Linked DNA regions of Homo sapiens: region 1 is linked to region 2. The links are chromatin contacts, found by Hi-C or POLR2A ChIA-PET in ENCODE. All regions are on one chromosome and are shown on one strand. The core of a region is the stretch at or near the end of the contact, and the rest is flanking DNA. Distances in the headings are between cores, read along the strand shown. Region 1 holds the start of SLC35B4 (solute carrier family 35 member B4). Region 2 holds the start of AGBL3 (AGBL carboxypeptidase 3).

Evidence for each region. A loop is a pair of places that touch in the nucleus more often than their neighbours do. ChIA-PET counts read pairs that join two places held with the same protein, here RNA polymerase II (POLR2A). Pooled maps may share reads with other maps.
Region 1: a map of CD8-positive, alpha-beta T cell shows a loop between it and region 2 (8-fold over the local background). The contact joins the promoter of SLC35B4 here to the promoter of AGBL3 in region 2. A Hi-C loop is called at or near these places in 4 of 168 maps with a recorded cell type or tissue (CD4-positive, alpha-beta memory T cell, CD8-positive, alpha-beta T cell and naive thymus-derived CD4-positive, alpha-beta T cell) and 18 of 50 pooled maps. POLR2A ChIA-PET finds 5 or more read pairs at or near these places in 1 of 52 experiments (BJ).

Annotation. Positions count from the first base shown.
Region 1 is chr7:134,315,634-134,318,333 of GRCh38, reverse strand. SLC35B4 (solute carrier family 35 member B4) reads left to right here and starts at 1,404. Exons shown (of 10, transcript NM_032826.5): 1 at 1,404-1,659. The coding sequence starts at 1,583. RefSeq lists an enhancer at 884-1,613 and a silencer at 1,694-1,863.
Region 2 is chr7:134,985,245-134,987,972 of GRCh38, reverse strand. It overlaps AGBL3 (AGBL carboxypeptidase 3), which reads right to left and starts at 1,465. Exons shown (of 17, transcript NM_178563.4): 1 at 1,272-1,465; 2 at 1-98. The coding sequence starts at 39. RefSeq lists enhancers at 774-1,033, 1,114-1,253, 1,264-1,563.

The DNA of each region.
Region 1 (2,700 bases), core at 155-2,654, 670 kb after region 2:
TTCTATTTATGTTAGTTCTTCTTCCTACTCACCTTTTTAAGGCAGCAGTTCTCAAATTCTAGAATGCATTAGAATTAGAACGTGGAGTGCTTGTTAAAAATACAAGTTTCTAGAACCCATACACAAGGATTTTGACTTGGTAGGTCTAAAGCGAGACCCAATAATCTGCACTCGATAACGAGTACTTCAGATGATTCCAATGTGATCTCCCAGTCACGGACTGGGAAAAAAGCATTCCAAACTATTTTGTAGATCTCGAGAAAGACTTCAGAATGTTCGTGTCTCACAGGAAATAGCAAAAACAATATAGCATTCCAAAATCCTACCTAGCTTTGTACCGTGTACTTTGCTATTGCTGTTGGATTCAATTACAACGGAAATATTTGATGTGGTAAAATACTGAGCAGTGATGCTAACCTTTTATAGTAGACACTGGGAAGCAGAAAGGAAGTGTAAACACGTTTCCCTTAAAAACTAGTCTTGCTGGGTGGATAAAGTGTGCATACCTATTTTACAAATAAAGAATAGTGCCGCACTAGCTTATGTACGTAATATGTGCTTAACAAACATTTGTTCATTGAGTAAGTAAGAGTCAAGTCGAATGGCTCAGATTGTAAGTGCTATGAGAATTCCACTGTAAGAAGAGGGAAGTATGCCTTCTTTTCACCATTAAAGATCTGATTGCTGATATTGGCATTTTTGCCAGTAGAAGAGCCTGGACGTTGGCAGTTTTCAAAGCCCCCAGGTGATTTGACTGCGCAGCTAAGTTTGAGAACCACGGAGGTAAAGGAAGGGAGTACCTTAAAGAGCTAGGATTAGGGATAATATCAATAGATCACCTTTAAGGCTGCACCTCAGCCTAATTAAATCAGAATCGCTGGGGGTGGGACTTGGCTATCAGTCATCTTTAAAGCTCTCCAAGTGATTCCAATGTACAGACGTGGTTGAGAGCCATTGCTTTACTTGAATTCTCAGTGGTTCTTAATCCTGGCAGCATAATAGAGTCACCAAAGATACATATATATATATCAGTTCAGGAAGCAGAGTTGTTTCAGATGCTAGAACACCTCCAACGAGCAGTCACAGCTCTGTAGTTCTAGTGCCGCCGCTGCCAGCAAGTTTGTTGTGACCCTGGCGGCCGAGTTACTTTCAGCGCTCTGGGCGGTCTCGCAAGAAACACTGACGCTTTGGGACTTCATTTCCCAGCAAGACCCGCGGCCGCCTATCGCGCGAGTCATGCCGGGCACCTCGTCCCCCTGTCCTCTCTGGCGGAGCTGCCTGGCGGAAGCGGGAACGTCGCATCCTGAGGTAAAGGTGCACGGCATCCTGGGACATGTAGTCTGGCCGGGGCTCGGACGCCCCCTCGGATGAATGGGACCGAAGCTGACTGCGAACTACAGCTTCTTGGCAGCGTCGGTGTTGGCCGCGGGAGAAGGGGAGACCGCGGCGGCCCCCAGTGAGAGCGGCTTTCCAGGACGGTGCGATGTGCTGCGCAGCGAAGAGGCAGGAGGCCGGCTTCCTGGGGTAGCGGTACAGGCGGGCGCTTACTCTGTGCGCTTGCTTCCCCAACCCTGCACCGGCCATGCGCCCGGCCTTGGCGGTGGGCCTGGTGTTCGCAGGCTGCTGCAGTAACGTGATCTTCCTAGAGCTCCTGGCCCGGTGAGTGACCCGCTCGGGCCGCACCCGGTCTCCCGGGGCGGGGCGGAGGAAGCCAGAGGAGAGGTCCCCCCGGGACGCGCCCACGCCCTGTCCCCACCCCGCCGCCCACGGAGCCCGGGGCAGGACGGCCTGAGCCCCCCAGCAATCCGTCCTGTCTGGGCAGCCTGGGACCCCGCTGAGTCCGCTGCTTCCCAAAACTGCGCACCGGCGGCAGTCCCGCCTAACAGTTTCAAAGCATTCCTGCGAGGGGAAGACTCAGGGTGTTGCTGTCGTCACCCCTTTTCCACACTCGGGGGGTATTGAAGTCTGAAGAGTTTTTCACATGACCAGTCCAAGGTCGGCAGAGAGCTAGTGTCAGAACCAAGGTTCCTTCACCAAACCACTCTCTCTTCCTTCCCATCCAACTCTAGCTCTTTTTTCGATCCTGTTAAATGGCACAGGCTGGACTTGAGCAAAGGTTTTTGACTTGTAAAGCAGTCTGACTTTGTACATACTGCAAAGAAAGTTTTATTTTTATTACGGCATCCTGCAAAGCATTTGCTTTATTGGCCTTGGAAATGGTTATGAGTACTTTGCCCAAACATACATAAATGATGCGGTAGAACAGATTTTTATGTAGAAGATCAGTCCACGTGACCCGAGAGTGCTCTTTGAGGTGGCTTGCAAAAAGACAAAAAAAAAAGCAAGTAGAAGATTGGTCCAAGTGACCTGAGAGGGCTCTTTGAGGTCACTTTGAATGTGCAAAGTTCAGTGGATAGAAGCTATAACAGAAGAGACAACAGGTGGTGTGGAAAAGCCTCCAGGACTAAAAAGCTGGGTTGTGAATTTCACTCTTGGCTCCGTCGTCCACTGGCTGTGTAGCCCTTCAAGTCACTTAGCCTCTCTTGGGCTCCTTTTCCTGGCAGTAAAACAATACCTATAGTGTTCTCTAGCTCGTGTTTCTGAATCTATACATTACAAGTTGAGTATCCTTCATTTGAAATGCTTGGGAACGGGTGTTATTTGGTGTTTTTTGTTTTTTGTTTTTTTTTTGGATTTGGG
Region 2 (2,728 bases), core at 216-2,715:
TCTGTCTGAATAGTCTTCCTTTTCTGAATCTTCTGACATCTTTTCCAGTGTTTGACTTGAGATTTCTTGTAATATACGGGTAGGCTGTAAAACAATTTCTAAGGAAATTATATGACAGCTTTTCTTTTCAAGCTGTAGGTGTTTACTACATTAAATGAGTACTCAAAAATATATTCAATTGTATTTAACAGTCACAACAGTCTTCTCTAAAAACTAATTAGAATACAACTAATAAAACCTTCAATTTCAAAGAGTTAAAGGAATTTTCCATGACTATACGAGACAACAACCACAATAAGACAAATCAAGCAAATCATTTAATTAAAAGGAATTTCCAGAGTATACAGCCAAATCATTCACATTTTATATTTACAATTAAATACTACACAGCAAGTTCAGAATGATCCTGAGGCATTAAAAGATAATGAATTTAAAAATTATAGTCACTTACTGAAATGTAGCAATATAATTTTAAGTTTTCTCCTTGATTTTCACTTGACCAAAAGTTCAAGTGACAAGACTTTACATTTTGATTATTATTCTGTAGATACTGTCTGTTCTAATATTCATTTATATTATTCTTATTCTTAGAAATCTAAATAGCTACCAGAAGGTTGTATTGGTAATGACCATTACCATTCTATGCAAGTATCTTCCCATGTGGGTAATATCAAGACCAGGGAATAATCGAAATTTCTTGTCAAGTTCCCATCGTTCTTGAGAGACCAAAGGACTCGACAATTTCAAATCTATTAGTTTACGCCCCTCTCTACAGGAAGCGTGTTTTGGAGCGTGGACTACATATAAGTTAAGTCCAAGCTCTATGGCAAATCACTGCCAATGCCACGGAACCGACTGTCTCATAGATGACACCTTCAGTCCTAAGAAACTGAAGTTTCTGCCTGGGCATCACAACTCCACATTTGGAAAATCCGACTGGCCTAAATTCCATTCCTTACAGGTGCACACAGGGCGCACGAAGTGCTGACCTGCTGCGGATACAGCTCTGGTCTCAGGAAACGGCCCTTATCCACCGGCGCTCCGCGGGTGTCTTCCACCACTGCGGAGGAGGGGCAGATGCGGGCGCGTCCACGCTTAGCCGCGTCCCGACAGTACCAAGGCGTTTTTGGCGGGAAGCACGATGAGGCCACAACTCCGGGCGGCCGAGTTCCTTCCCGCACTCACTCCTGGACACCTTGGTGTGGGGAGGCGCTCATTTTCCGGGGCGCGCTCGCTTCCCGCAGGGGGCGCCCCGCCTTACTTCTGCATACCTCACCGTCCTGTCGGGGCCGGCACCTCGCTCCCACGCGAGTCCTCTGGCCAGGCCAGTCGTCGCTTCCGTGCGGGGAGAATATCTCGGGATCTCGCGATCTCGCGGAGAACCCGGTATCCAGCCGCTAGAAGTAACGCCACTGCTGGAGATCCGCAGCCCCAGCCACACTCCCAACTCTCGTCATCAGGCAACGGGTCCGCCCTCGCGAGACTTCGGACAGCCTTCGGAGATCACCTAGCAACCAGCTCGGAGGAAAGGAGCCTGCGTAGGTTTTGGCTCCAGGAAGAGGGATCCCAGAGGATGCCGGGAACTCGGGGTGGGCCGCAGGGCGGTCAGAGAGGCTCTCAGAGAGGCTTTGGGGTCTGTCGGGAGAATTTAGGAGTGGGGAAGACCGGGCAGCTATTTATTCCCAGTGGTCTGCACTTCGGCTGTTGCCTCAGAGGAGGCAGTAGAGCATGCTGGTTAGGACTGTGCTTTGGAGCCCACCTGACTTTTAACAGTGTGACATTGAACAAATTAATTACCTGGACTTCATGGGTACAATACTTGTAACTACTACTTGGAGATGTTAGAATATTAAAAAGTACGTTGGTCTTGATTTTTTACAGACTGAGTTCCATTCTACACAATTGTGCGATTAATTCGCTTATTCGATTCTGGAAAATGAGGCTTTTCTCCTTAAATACTAAATGGAGAGTCATAGATGAACTAGGGTGAATTCTCAAAATTATCAGCTCAGAGATTCTTTATAGCAATCGTCAGCTAGCATATTTAACACTGTTTTCCTGATGACTGCAAATCACTATATGTAGTCTCATTTAGTTAACAGACGTTATTCATGAACATCCCATATTGATTTTTTCCCTCATCTTTAGCTCTACAGGGTAAGGTAATCTATTTGGAAAAGTTTTCCAAGTACAGCTGAAAAAAAGTCTAGATTTTGATGATATAAGAATGTAAATAAACACTTTTCACAAAGCGTTATATGTCATGAGATTCGTGATATTGTAGAAATGGAGATAATAAATGGTAGCAAGTTTGAAAGTAGAATAAAGGGCAAAGCACTATGGCTTAAGCATGGAAATGGGTTAACATAATCTCTTTGTATTTTGTAAGTATCTGAAAATAGGTGTTTTTGAGGTCAGCAGTTTAAAAGTATGAACCTTCCAGATTAGACCTTGGCCAGAGAATATTAATAGAGTATATCTTAGATCAACCTCTTGAAAAGTAGCTCTTATAGTTGAAGCTTGTTTTATGCCATACATAAATCACTAAAGGTGACATGCACAGAGAAATCTTTATTTATGTAATCTGTTTTTCTGTTGGATTTTAGTCATGGCTGCAAGCCATAGGATGTCAGCTGTACAAGGTAAAACTGAGAAATGGTCTAACCAGGTTATATAAGAAATTAATGGCAGGGCTGAGAGACTTAAGTCTCGTGATTTTTAGTCCAAA